2 separate regions of the Mus musculus genome follow, and region 2 is linked to region 1. Evidence: chromatin contacts called from ENCODE POLR2A ChIA-PET data. All regions are on one chromosome and are shown on one strand. The core of a region is the stretch at or near the end of the contact, and the rest is flanking DNA. Distances in the headings are between cores, read along the strand shown.

What was found. ChIA-PET counts read pairs that join two places held with the same protein, here RNA polymerase II (POLR2A).
Region 2: POLR2A ChIA-PET joins it to region 1 with 12 read pairs in Patski. The contact joins the promoter of Txndc11 here to the promoter of Litaf in region 1. POLR2A ChIA-PET finds 5 or more read pairs at or near these places in 2 of 5 experiments (Patski and embryonic stem cell).

Annotation. Positions count from the first base shown.
Region 1 is chr16:10,990,892-10,997,188 of GRCm38, forward strand. It overlaps Litaf (LPS-induced TN factor), which reads right to left and starts at 2,230. Exons shown (of 4, transcript NM_019980.2): 1 at 2,155-2,230.
Region 2 is chr16:11,133,167-11,139,594 of GRCm38, forward strand. It overlaps Txndc11 (thioredoxin domain containing 11), which reads right to left and starts at 1,366. Exons shown (of 12, transcript NM_029582.2): 1 at 1,102-1,366. The coding sequence starts at 1,343. It overlaps Zc3h7a (zinc finger CCCH type containing 7 A), which reads right to left. Exons shown (of 23, transcript NM_145931.3): 22 at 5,855-6,018; 23 at 3,428-4,319. The coding sequence ends at 4,130.

The sequences.
Region 1 (6,297 bases), core at 980-3,479:
CAGAGCAGGGTCTGTTTACCTGTGGATATAAGCCACCTGGTTCCCGGGGCCATTTTCATGGCAGCAGAAAGCCAAAACAAACAAAATACAAATGACTGGTGCCAAGACTCCAGGGCTTCCTCCTACTTTCCACCCTCACCAGAGCTTCAGGGAAATTTGCAGGAAAACTTGAAGTGGGGGGAGGGGTTCTGCCCATTCTCACTTCAGCGTGAGGCCGACATCAGTAGGAATGACTGGGTTAAATGGAAGGCAGGAAAGCAGGAACTGCCTATGGCCAGCCCCTTCCACTCAGCAGGTTTTGCTCTTACTGTGTTCCATCCTGCACTTGTCTACACCTCTGCTGCAGCTCTGCTGAGACCTTTCTGCTTATGTGCAGTGTGCTCAGACCTCAGCTTTCCCATACAACTTTCCCTGTCTAGGAACATCTCCCAATTGCCTAAGCTGGGATTCTGAGCTAAGCTCTGAACTTTTCAACAGCACGCCTGCTTTTCGCCCATAGCATAAGCCACTTAGGGCCAGGAGCCATTTTTTCAGCATTTTCAAAGGACAAGGGGTAGCCCTTTCCCCTCCTACGGCCAGGCCATAAAAGTATTGATGGACAAAGGAATGTATCCGCCAAAGGAAGGGAGCTACTATCTAGGGAGTCTAGTATCTTAGAGACTCAAGACACTGGGTGGATCTGATACCAATCACTGTGTCACTTGATTCAGTAAACTATCATAAGGATATTTTTTCAGGCAGGAATAAAACCATTCATTATTAATGCCTTTAGTGGAATAGGAAGGAGGACAATGGGCCTCTCCCACAGTAAGTAGATCTACAACAAATATTTCTGAGCTGGCCTGAACACCTTTAGAAGGCAGAACAAGGATTGGCTGAGAAGATGAAGTATGGGTGTTATTCTAGGTCAGGCAAGGCAAGCGACACACCCTCTGGATCCTGATCCAACTGATAAAGCCAATCGCTGGAGGAATTAGTGATACCACTCAGCTCCTTTCTCTCTGCATTAGTTCTACTTTAAAAGAGCCAATCTGAGAAGGCTGGAGCGGAGGGCAGAAGAGGAGGCAAGCACCTAGTGGTAGAAATGATTTTCCTTCAAAGGACTCCAATATGGAGTCCAGGAGTCCCTGAACCAGCTTCAGCTCACTCAGGGGAGGACGGTTTAATTCAGAAAAGGCTGGAGGAGCGGCTCAGTGGCACAACCCTGTAATTTCAACACTGTGGAGGCAGAAAAGTCCAGGACCAGCCTCAGCTACATATGGAGTTGGGATGCTAGCCTGGACTATCTAAGACCGTCTCAAAACAGCAAAAAGGGGATGAGCTTAGAGAGCCCCGTGACTTCCACAAACTATTTCCCAATGACTACCGCTCAGTCCAACAGAGAATGACATCAGCTTCACTCTCCGGAAGCACAAACCCGACAAAGTATTAGGTAGGGAATGTCCAAACGACCCTTTCTAAAACACACCCATGCTCTCCTCACCTCTTCCTCTTAAACCTCAACGGAAAGCTGGGGGCACGATACCGAATGACGATCAAAAGCACCGTCTAGACCCACACGGACCTGGAAACCACTGGGAAGTAAGAACTGGGCTGGCAGGACAGGCGGGGGTCACGTCCTCCTTCGCCTGGGCTCTAGACTCCGCGATCCTGAAGTTCCCCTGCTCTCCGATACGCTCGCACCGGTCTGGGAACCCGTGTGAAACTCACAGGGATAAGAGCAAAAGACGCGTGGGCCCGGAACAGCTAAAGAGCATCTGGAAAGTTACTCTACTTTTTCTCTATTCGCTTTTGCTTTCAGAGTACACACAGGGGCGTTCTCCAAATCGCAACTTAGATACTAAAGGTTACTAGAGAAAGTCGCGCCTTTTCCTATAAGCCCGAGGGGCATCATTTGGTGAGGTTCGGACGGAAGCTGGGTAGTCCGAGACTGAGAACCAAACACAACCGCACTGCTGGGACCCCTCGCCCTCAATCCCGCCCAGAGCGCGCCACCCCGGGTCCCACGACATCCCTGCTCGCCCCCCAAGGAGAGCGCGGTGCCCCGGGACTCTAGGCAGGTGGCAAAGCCCGACCCTCGCCTCTGTTGCCGCCCCGTGCCCAGCGCCCCGAATCTGGTGTTCCCCACCGGGCACCCAGCAGGGCCGCACTCACCGCTGCCCGCGCCGCCAGTCGAGCCGGGAGGTCTGCTCTGGCCGCGCGCGCGGGCCGGGAGGGCTCCGGGGAGGCAGGGCGAGCCGGGGGCGGAGATGTTTCGGGGCGTGGCTTGCTGGAAAGGGCCAGATGGGGTGGGGTCTAGGAGGGGAGGAGTAACAGCCTTGAGGCAGGAGGAGTAGGGATGAAGCTACGACCTGAGTGGGCTGGCGAGAGGCGGGGCGCGCGGAGGCGGGGCCAAAAGGTCGGGCGGGAGGCGGACTCTGGAGCCGCGAGGCCTGGGAGAGGGAGGGGAGAGATTATTCTTTGTTTCTAACAGCCACAACTACACCTCCACCAAAGTCAAGGCATAAAGACAACCTACAGAATGGGAGACAACATTTGTATGTTATGTAGCTGATGAAAGTTTATAATTTGAATAAAATTATATGATGAACAGTACTGAGGGTAGAGGCGTATATTCAAGATCGGCCTGATCTAAAACAGTTCCAGGCAAGCTAAGGCTTTATAGTGAGACCAGTCTCAAAAAAACAAAAACTAGCCAGACTGCAGTTCAGCTGTTAGAGGGCTAACATTAGCATGCATGAAAACAGGGTTCATACCCAGCGGCCCATAAATGAGTATAGTGCCACAAGCCCAGCACATTTTACGGCTGAACAGTTTCTCAAAAAAAATGTGGCTAATCTGAGAGACATAGGAAGTTTGAAGCCAACCTCAGATACACAATGAGACCCTGTCTCAACTCATCCCACACATACAAAAAAAAAAAAACATTCTTACAACGTACATGTGTGGGGGGGGTGGGGGGGTGCACGCACACGTGAGCGCACACAAGCTCACAGTAGTGTTTCACTGTGTAGCCCCACCCGGCCTTGAATTCACAGAGATCTGCTTGCTTCTGTCTCCTTAGTGCTGAGGCTAAAAGTGTATGTTACCATGCATGGCTTACATTTTATCCCCTTGCTTTAATGTGAGCACAGTAGCAGACAGAAAAGGCTGCAGGAAGAAAAGGTTTATTTTGGGTCACAGTGTGAGAGGGTTTCAGTCCATCTCCGTGGGAAAGATTTGGCAAAGCTGTTGAGATTATGGCAGCTGAAGCTATGCCGATGCTACTCACATTACAGTAGACCAGGCTGGAGAAGAGGGAGTGATCAGAGACAAGGAATAGAGTTAACCTTCAATGGCCACCCTTAGCAGATAGGCCCTGCCTCCTAAATCCTCCTCTGTAATTTCGGTGCTGGGATGGGAGAGATAGGAAGATCCCTGTTGTTTGCTGGCAGCCAGACTACAGAACTGGAGAGCCTTGGTTCAATTGAGATTCTATACCAAAAAGTATAATGGAGCACACCTGGCAAAGGAAATACCATATTATGGTCATGTAATTGCTTTTCCCTGGGTGAGGCTTATCCATTGTATTCCTCACATGCTGTTCCTAGGGTTTCCCCAAACATGGGTACCTCAAATGCTTAATGTGTGGTATGGGACGAGTAGTTGGGATACAGACTGGGTTCAAGCTCTCCCTTAAATTTTTTTTAATTAAAAAAATAAACACAGAGAACAATTGAAAAAGTCATGTGACATTGGCCTCTGGCCTGTCTACACGCATCTGTGCATGTGTGCTTATGTGTAATAACGTTGGAAGGGAAGGGAAGAAATGCTCTCCCTGGTGCACTGCTGGTACACGTGAGAGGGTGCAGCTGCTGTTCTGATTCCAGGTGGCACACACAACTGAAAACAAGTGTTCCAACGTGTAAGTCTGTACAAGACTGCTGTGGGCCCTGCTGTTCACCAAAGCTGAAGAAAATAAAAACCCAAGTGGTCAACAGATCAGTGGATATGTAAAGTACCATATGTGTGTGCCAAAGAGTAAGAGGTATCCAAACCTAACAAAAGAATTTACTGTTGCTTGCCACCATGGCCCGGAGATCTTGGGAACACTGTGCAGGGTGAAAGAAGGCCGACACAATGACCATTTATCCTATGGTCTCATTTGCATCAAGTGCGCCCAGAGCAGGTAAATTCCTGGACAAAGCAGATTAGTGGCTGGTTGGTGCTAGAAAGATCGGGAGGAGCAGGGGAAGCCACCGCCAGGGATGTCAGAGTGGTGATGGGTGCACGGTGCCGAATGCTTAGAGTGGTGATGGGTGCACGGTGCCGAATGCTTAGAGTGGTGATGGGTGCACGGTGCCGAATGCTTAGAGTGGTGATGGGTGCACGGTGCCGAATGCTTAGAGTGGTGATGGGTGCACGGTGCCGAATGCTTAGAGTGGTGATGGGTGCACGGTGCCGAATGCTTAGAGTGGTGATGGGTGCACGGTGCCGAATGCTTAGAGTGGTGATGGGTGCACGGTGCTGAATGCTTAGAGTGGTGATGGGTGCACGGTGCCGAATGCTTAGGTGCCACTGATGGGGAGCTCAAAGACAGTTAAAAGGTTACATTTTATGCTATGTAAACTGACTCCTTTCTTCCTTTTTCTTTCTTCCTTCCTTCATTCCGTTCTTCTCTTCTTCACGAAAGGTATTGGTGTAGGCATCTGCTGCCACACCCAACTTTATCTCCATGTGTGTCGGTGCAGTGTTTGTATGTACATGAAAGCAAGTGTGTGTGTGTGTGTTTTGCTTATTTCTCTCTGTGTGTGTACACGAGTGTGAGTGCAGAAGCCAGAAGTTAACGGGGGGGGGGGGGGGGGGGGGGAATGAAGAACAATCAAAGAAGACACCTGATATTTTGAAACAGGTCTCTCAGAAACCCTGGAGCTGCTGTTTCAGCTCTGGTGGGTGGCTACCTTTCCCTCACTCCCTCTGTGGTTGGGCGTCCACATACCAGTTCTCATGGTCCAACAACAAGCACTTACCCATTAGACCACATCCCCAGCCTCTTAATTCTTTAAAAATCTAAATAAGGGGTTTAGACAAGAGGAGAGCAAGCAGGAAAGAGCTGGCACAAGCCCCTACCTCAGAAGTGCACTTAAAAAATTTATTTATTTATTTTATGTGAGTACACTGTAGCTGTCTTCAGACACACCAGAAGAGGGCATCAGATCCCATTACAGATGGTTGTGAGCCACCATGTAGTTGCTGGGAATTGAACTCAGGACCTCTGGAAGAGCAGTCAGTGCTCTTAACTGCTGAGCCACCTCTCCAGCCCCCAGAAGTGTGCTTTATTAAAAGACAGAAACCTTTCTGAGTTCGAGGCCAGCCTGGTCTACAGAGTGAGTTCCAGGACAGCCAGGGCTATACAGAGAAACCCTGTCTCGAAAAACAAAACCACAAAACAAAACACCAAAAGACAGAAACTTGACATCATGACCGCCATCATCAGGCCTTGATGTGGGAGAGCCTTCGAAAGGGACAGTACATCACATTAGGATGATGCCTGTGGAAGGGGACAAGGAACCTGGAGAAGAGTGTCATGGAGGATGACCAGCAACCCTGTGGTGGTTTGACTAAGAATGACCCCCAGAGGTTCATATATTTGACTGCTTGGTCACTAAGACCTGACACTTTGAAAAGGGGTTAGGAGGTGTGGCCTTGCTGGGGAAGTCATTGGGGATGGGCTTTGAGGTTTCAAACACCACGCTTCCACCATGCTGATAATGTACTAAGCCTCTGAAAGTGTAAGCCAGCCCCAGTATAATGCTTTCTTTCACAAGAGCAGCCTTGGTCACGGTGTCTCTTCACAGAAATAGAACAGTGACTAAGACATCCCCTAAATAAAAGACATTTGGGACCCTTATATCTTTTCAGGGGTTGGTGGGAAGTCCCATAGCACATGATTTATTTCAACATGCATAGACCTTCTGACAGGAAGTGTGAAGAACGTAGTTAGGACCATAAACTAAGGGCTACAAAGCCACATAGTGTTGCGGTGAGTTTTGCTACACCACTTTGGCTCCTGGCAGATTATACTGTACCTGCCTAGGAGCTGTCTTTGGATATGAGAATGAAAGACACACACACACACACACACTAGCTTATTATTAAATGCCTTGGCTACCTCAAAGACTGTCACTCCTTAGCCTTCCCCTGCTACCCAAGGCCAGTGGCCACTTACTCAAAGTCACACATGGCTGGTTAGCTTTATCTCCTGTCACTCCTACGACCCATTCTTTGACTCTAAGTCATAGGAATTCTAATCCCTTC
Region 2 (6,428 bases), core at 116-2,615, 140 kb after region 1:
TCCAGGCCAGGTGTGGTGACAAACACTTTTAGTTGGCTTTAAACACTTTAGCATAGCACCTAACACATTGCAAACACTAAAAAAACGAGTCTCTTCCCCCTAAAACTCCTAATTTTTGGCCCATCTTGACCTCAGGGATCTCATATTGTGTTCATTACACTCAATCTGTGCCCACATAAATCTCCCTCTGGACAGAAGTGCCAAGAGGATATGTCAAGTGATAACAGATTTTATAAACTGCAATGTCAAATGATATACTGATGATCTGAGGCAAGGAGTATAATTGAAATATAAACTTTGTATCTATCTACACAATTTTCTGAAAAGATGCACATTAGCTTCCATTCTTCCTAAACTCCAGCCTACTCAGGCCTTTTCCAAGTTTCACAAAAAGACCAAGCTTGCTCAGACTCCAGATCTTTGCACTTAACTGTTTTGTAATAGCTCTTACCCCAGCTCTTCCACCTCTGCCCCTTCCTTTCCTTGTGTAAGTGGCTAATGCCATTTTCCTATGAAGGCCCTTTCTGCCCTACCCAACCTCATCCTTCTATTCCCTGCATAGCACTTATTAAGGTCTCTGAAGTGTTTGTTTATTGTATATCATCACTTCAATGAGAACTCCAGGGAACGGGGATTTTTGTCTTCAGCATTAACGGGTGCTCAGTACAAACGTGCACTGTCAGTATATCAAAGGCTTGCCTGGATTCCCAAAAGCGACTAAGACCCCTAAATGGCTTGTGAATCATCACACTGCAAGCATTAAGGAAAATGGAATGAATTAAAACTGAGCATTATAGCCTGAGCAAGAATTGACATGTGCACCCCGAGAGACCCCAACAGGTGAGAAGCAGCTCAGAAACAGGGCCAAACGCCCTCGGTACATAATTGATATAGAGCAGCACCCTGGAAACGCCTCCACGCCGAACTAGGAGAGTGGGGGACCGCGGCCGCCGGGAAGGTCAAGCCTGTGGTCGCAGGCAAGGTCAGGCTCGACTTCCCCGAGGAAGACAAACAACCCTCGACCCCGGAGGCCCCGAGCTGGCCCCGCGCAGCCGGGGTGGCATAGCTCTGGCCGCGGAGCCTGAGTCCCGGCAGCCTCACCTGCAAGTGAACTTGAGGGCGAAGAGCAGGGCGCAGCCGAGAGCCACGGCCCCGCACAGCAGCTCTGGCCGCTGGCGCGCCATAAGCGAGGCGCCGCGCAAGCCGCGGCGGATCCGGCCCTCCAAGGACGCCGCCGCCCCGGCAGGGCTGAGGGAGCCTGAGCCCTTGGGGCCGCCACCCTCGTCCTCGGCGTCCTCGCTGTTGTTCCCGCCGCCGCCGCCGCGGCCTCCGCATTCCGACATTACATGCTCCCCGTGGCCGGCTTTATACCGTCGCTGCCGCCACCTCGGGCCCGGGGACCCGGCCCCGCACGTCACTCCCGGACCTCGCAGCCAGCGGCGCTCACTAACCCGGACTCTCCACGTCAGCCACACTTCAGAGATGCCCCGCCCTCCGACTCGGAGCCTGCGCGAATGCCGGCTTCCCGCGAAGCCACGCCCTTTGGGGGCCACGCCCTCGAGCCCATGGAGTCTGCGCGGGTGCTCGCAGCACTCGCGGCCGCGTCAGCCTTCCACCGGTCCCGCCTCTCTTGTAGCGACTCTGCGCAGGCTTGCAGTCACTCAAGCTAGACCTTGTCCTTCATTCACTGCGCTGACGCTACATCCTCGCGTCCGGAAGCTAGTTGGTGGTGTCTCCTTAGCGAGTCCTTCCGTTGGTCGGCCCTTCCGGGTACTGTTAGGGCTCAGATTGTCGCTAGTGCGTCAACACTGTTGACAGACCCTTCAGGACATGGGTGCAGTTTGTTATCTCTGCTTTTCAGAAAGTGGGGCGGGGAGGCCTCGTGCAGAGGCGAGAAGGACTGGAGGACACAGTAATAAAACGGAGACCGGGCTGCTCTGTAATGGGGTAGTAATAACGCTGCATGCCTTCTGCTTCAGTTTCTGCTTGCAGGATTCTACCTTGACTTCCTTCAATGATGGTAAAGTGTAACCAAAACAAACCCTTCCCTCCCCAAGTAGCTTTTGTTCATGTGTTTATTACAACAGTAGAAACCTTGAGACAAGTACTGATAAGTGGTAATTACATTCAACAAAAGAACCCAGCTCTAAGTAAAAGGATGGATGTATATTGTGTAATCCCATTTCTATGACCCATGCTTGATGGGCAAATCCACAGAAACATAGCAGACGTGATTAAAGTTTGGAAAGTATTGGAGTCAGGACATTGTCTGCCTCACGCCTCCAAGCAATAAGAATGCAAGGCCAGCCTAAGATACAGGGTGAATTATCTTCATTTTTCCTCCCAAAATTAGGTTTATATGAGTTGTGTATAATTTTTTAAACCAGGCTTAGTGGCACACAACTGTGGTCCCAACCACTCGAGAAAACCAGAGGACCACTTGTACCAGGACTGCATAGAGTTTTCAAGGCCAGACTATGAAATTTAGCAAGGCCCTATTTCAAAATAAAGTTTTGGTTGGGGCTGGAGACAAGGCTCAGTAGTAAGAATACTGCTGTTGCAGAAAACCCAAGTTTGGTTCTAAATTACAGGTAGTGAACTACCTCATACTTCAGGTAATCTGATGTCCTCCAAGGTACACACACATATAATTAAAAATAAAATCTTTTTGTAAAGTTGGTAGGGAGGGCAAAATAATCTAGATCAAATGTTTCCTATGTGGGGCTGGAGAGATTGCTCAGTGATTAAAAGAGCACTGGTTGTTCTAGAAGACCAGTGTTCAATTCCCAGCATCCACACGAGGCTCATAAAAGTTTATAGCTCTAGTGCTAGGGGATCGGACCTCCATGGGCACTGGTTATAATGTTGTACACATAAAATTGTAAGATTATTTTAACAAAACCACCCAATGGAGATAACCAAGTCCTAACATGTGCCAGTTAGTATTAGTTTTCCATACTATCACCAGAGTCCTGGAGGTGACCCCCATCTCCCACCCCCACCCCACACACTACTCACCTTAACAACCTGCAGTTTGCCCAAACTCTTTCCTAGGCTTCTCAGCATCCTACCTCTTGAGCTTCGTCCTGAGGAAGTGATTCTGATCAGGCAACTAACAGACTGGTTCTTCGTGGAGCCCCTGCCTCACAGGCAGCATGCTGAGCACCCTGGCCCACCAACCACTGCCCTGCTGCTTTCCTCCCTCCTTGCTGCTCCCTGCCTCTGAAAGCTATCAGGGCTGCAGGGAGACGAGCTTTTCTATGTGTCTTGTTCATAGCTATTTCTATGTTCAAAGGCACAGTGTCCACTTAACACAGACAAGGTGCTAGGCTTAAGCCCCAGCACCCCACACACCAAAAAGCAAACAAAACCTCTCTAAAACCCAGTTCCAATAACTCCTGAAGGAGAAAGGACCACACCAAAACTATGAAAGTCATCTCTATGTAAGATCTTTTATTACAAGCAATATTGGTCCATACACTACACAATACCAGCAGTACAAGTTGAATCTTTCAAAAATCATTATTTAAACAGCAAAAGACCAAGAAATAAAATTTGTGTCAATTGATTATTTTCCAAATATTGATGTGCATGATCATCATCGGTTCCCTTGCCACAGTGAGACAGACAAATACAGAAAAACCCATTTAACAGACACTAGTGCTAAATGGTTATTTGGCTTAAAAATCTGAGTTAAGAAAATCCTTTTTAGCAACCTACATACAGATAAGTAGCAGACTTTATTATATTAAATAACTTCATTCCACTAAAACACATAAGGAATTTCATCCATCATGTACTCCGATCCCACTGTGCATTACACTCACTGCTGTGGCTCTGACCTCAGAGTCATCCTCAACCTTACCCCTTCCCCAGCACACCTCATCCGAGCTTCTGTCCAACAGACAGCAACCTGGCAGCAAGTCCCTTCGCCATCTGATGCCAGTGGCTCCGCAAGAGCTTAGCCAGGCCTGTCAAACAGCCTTTTTCCTATCTACTGTGGGTTGCTGCTCAGGAGGAACGATAGATGCCAATCAAGCAGAAATCTGCAGCTCTTCTGCTGTGTGCCTCTCAACACTTGCAATTTTTCTGGTCAGTGCTCTGATTGGGTTACATAAAAGCCAGCATATTACTTTAAATCTTTAAACAAAAAACTATATTTTCCAAAGTCATTATCATTTGGGGCAATTAAGTGATCTTTCCGTGCTTTCTTGAATTTCATCTGTAGGGCCTTTCTTCTTTCTTCCCATTCATGAAGTTCAGCATTTCCATGTGCAAATTTACAGCTGCTTCCTTCTGTGCAGGAGCCATTTATATACCTGTTAGGAGTATATGATGCAATTAGAAATAGGGTCATGACTCTTGAAAACACATTCTCCTCCAGCTGTGTGTCTGATCTGCATACATCTTCTGCAGTCATAAAGTTGGCATTTTCCCTCTCTCTTTTTGCTGCTGGGGATAAAACAGAGGGCCTCCTGCCTACTAAGTACATGTTCCTAACCACAGAGCTGCATCCCAGACCCACTTAGGAAACGTAAGCCCGGGACATAAATCTTCTATGGACACAATATACACAACAGGGAATTAGTACTATGAACTATTTAAAAGTGTTTGTCCGTCAGCAAGTCCTGCAAGGGCTGGGGGCCTAGCTCAGTGAGAAGTGTTGGACATAAAGGAGGTCACTGGGTGCCCGGCTACATTGCTCTCCACCTGATTCCCTTAAAGAGTACCTCACCCAAACTAAGTGAGGCTGCTGGGATCTAAGCTCCAACCGCCCTCTGTCCCTGCCCTTCCTATAGGCAAACATGTCTGGCTTTTCACATGGATTTTGGAGGCTTGAACTCAGGTCCTCATGCCTGTCCAGTAAGTAGTGCTCAAACCTGCTGGATCATCTTCCCTGCCTCAGTTTGGGGGCAAGGTATGTAAAAAGAAAAATATTTTAAGGATTTTATGATATTTAAAATTATCCAACAAGATTCTTTATTTTTGTTTTCTTGTGATATTGGGCCTTATGCATCCCATAACTCTGATTGTGTCCCCAAGTCAGAGGCTCTAAATTTAGTAAGTAAATACAAACAGTAATTTTGAGGGAGGGTTTTTTTTTTCTTCAAGACAGGGTTTCTCTGTGCATCCCTGGCTATCCTGGAACTCACTCTGTAGACCAGGTTAGCCTTGAACTCAGAGATCTGCCTGACTCTGTCTCCAGAATGATGGGACTAAAGGTGTGTGCCACCACCACCTAGTACTTGTTTTTTATTTTATATGTATATGAATATGCCTGAGTATGTATGAGACTGAAAGATCATGTCTCATCCCTTGGAACTGAAGTTACAGGTAGCTGTAAGCCACTTGATATGTGTAATAAGAAGCAGATCTGGGGCCTCTCAAAAAGCAGCAGGTGCTCCTGACTGCTAAGCCATCCCTCCAACCCAATGCTATATTCTTTTTTTTTATTAGATATTCCCTTTATTTACATTTCAAATGTTATCCCCTTTCCTAGTTTCCCCTCCAAAAATCCCCTATCCCCTCCCCCCACTCCCCAACCCAACCACTCCTGCTGCTAAGCCATCCCTCCAACCCAATGCTATATTCTAAGTTTATATAGAAAATATAACTTAAAAGCCACTAATTTTCTGAGCATTGATTATGAGCAAAGACATGCCAGAGCTCTGAAACTCCAAAGGTGGTGAAAGTGTGGGCAGGTGCACCTGGATACCCTTCCTGGGGGCCCCAGCGCCTGCCAGGTCACAGCACCAGGCTACCACCCACTTCCTACTCTAGCTGCAGATAAAAAGACCATGGAAGGGCCATGGGCTCAGCCCTCTCCACAGGGAACCCTCAGGGGCCTACACACCTCTCACAAATACTGAAGTACCCAGTGGGGAAGCGGTGCTGCCAGCAGTACTGGTCATCCTCAGTGTGGAAAACCTTCTCCTTGTGCTTCTCAGAGGAGATGTGGTCTTGCCATTGCTTCTCACTGTTACAGTTCTTCCCACACATCCAGCAGTGGAAGTCCACCTAAGAGTGCAGGGAGATGTGCTGCCTGAGAGCCTGGACCTCTCACTGCTGCCTGAGATTAGTCCAGGCTTCACTCTGGGGAAGCCAGGCAAGGGACATATAATCCAAAACCAGACATAGTATCAGTACAGGACCAACTACAGTATGGGGACAGAAGCCAAAGCACAAGAAGCTAAGTAGTGCTCATCCAGAGAAGCTGCTGTACAAACTAGGTCATTTGAAAGGCAGTTAAGTATTCTGGGCAGAATTAACACCCTGAGGAAAAGCAGGAGCAGCACAAGGTCAGAGCAGGCCAGCTCTAGAATAACCAGCAGCAATTCTACACAAGTGAGTCTCTCAACAACACTAGATTTGCATCAGGCACCCAGAAAGTAAAGATGCTGGCCCTGCAAAGACAGAGATACACATAA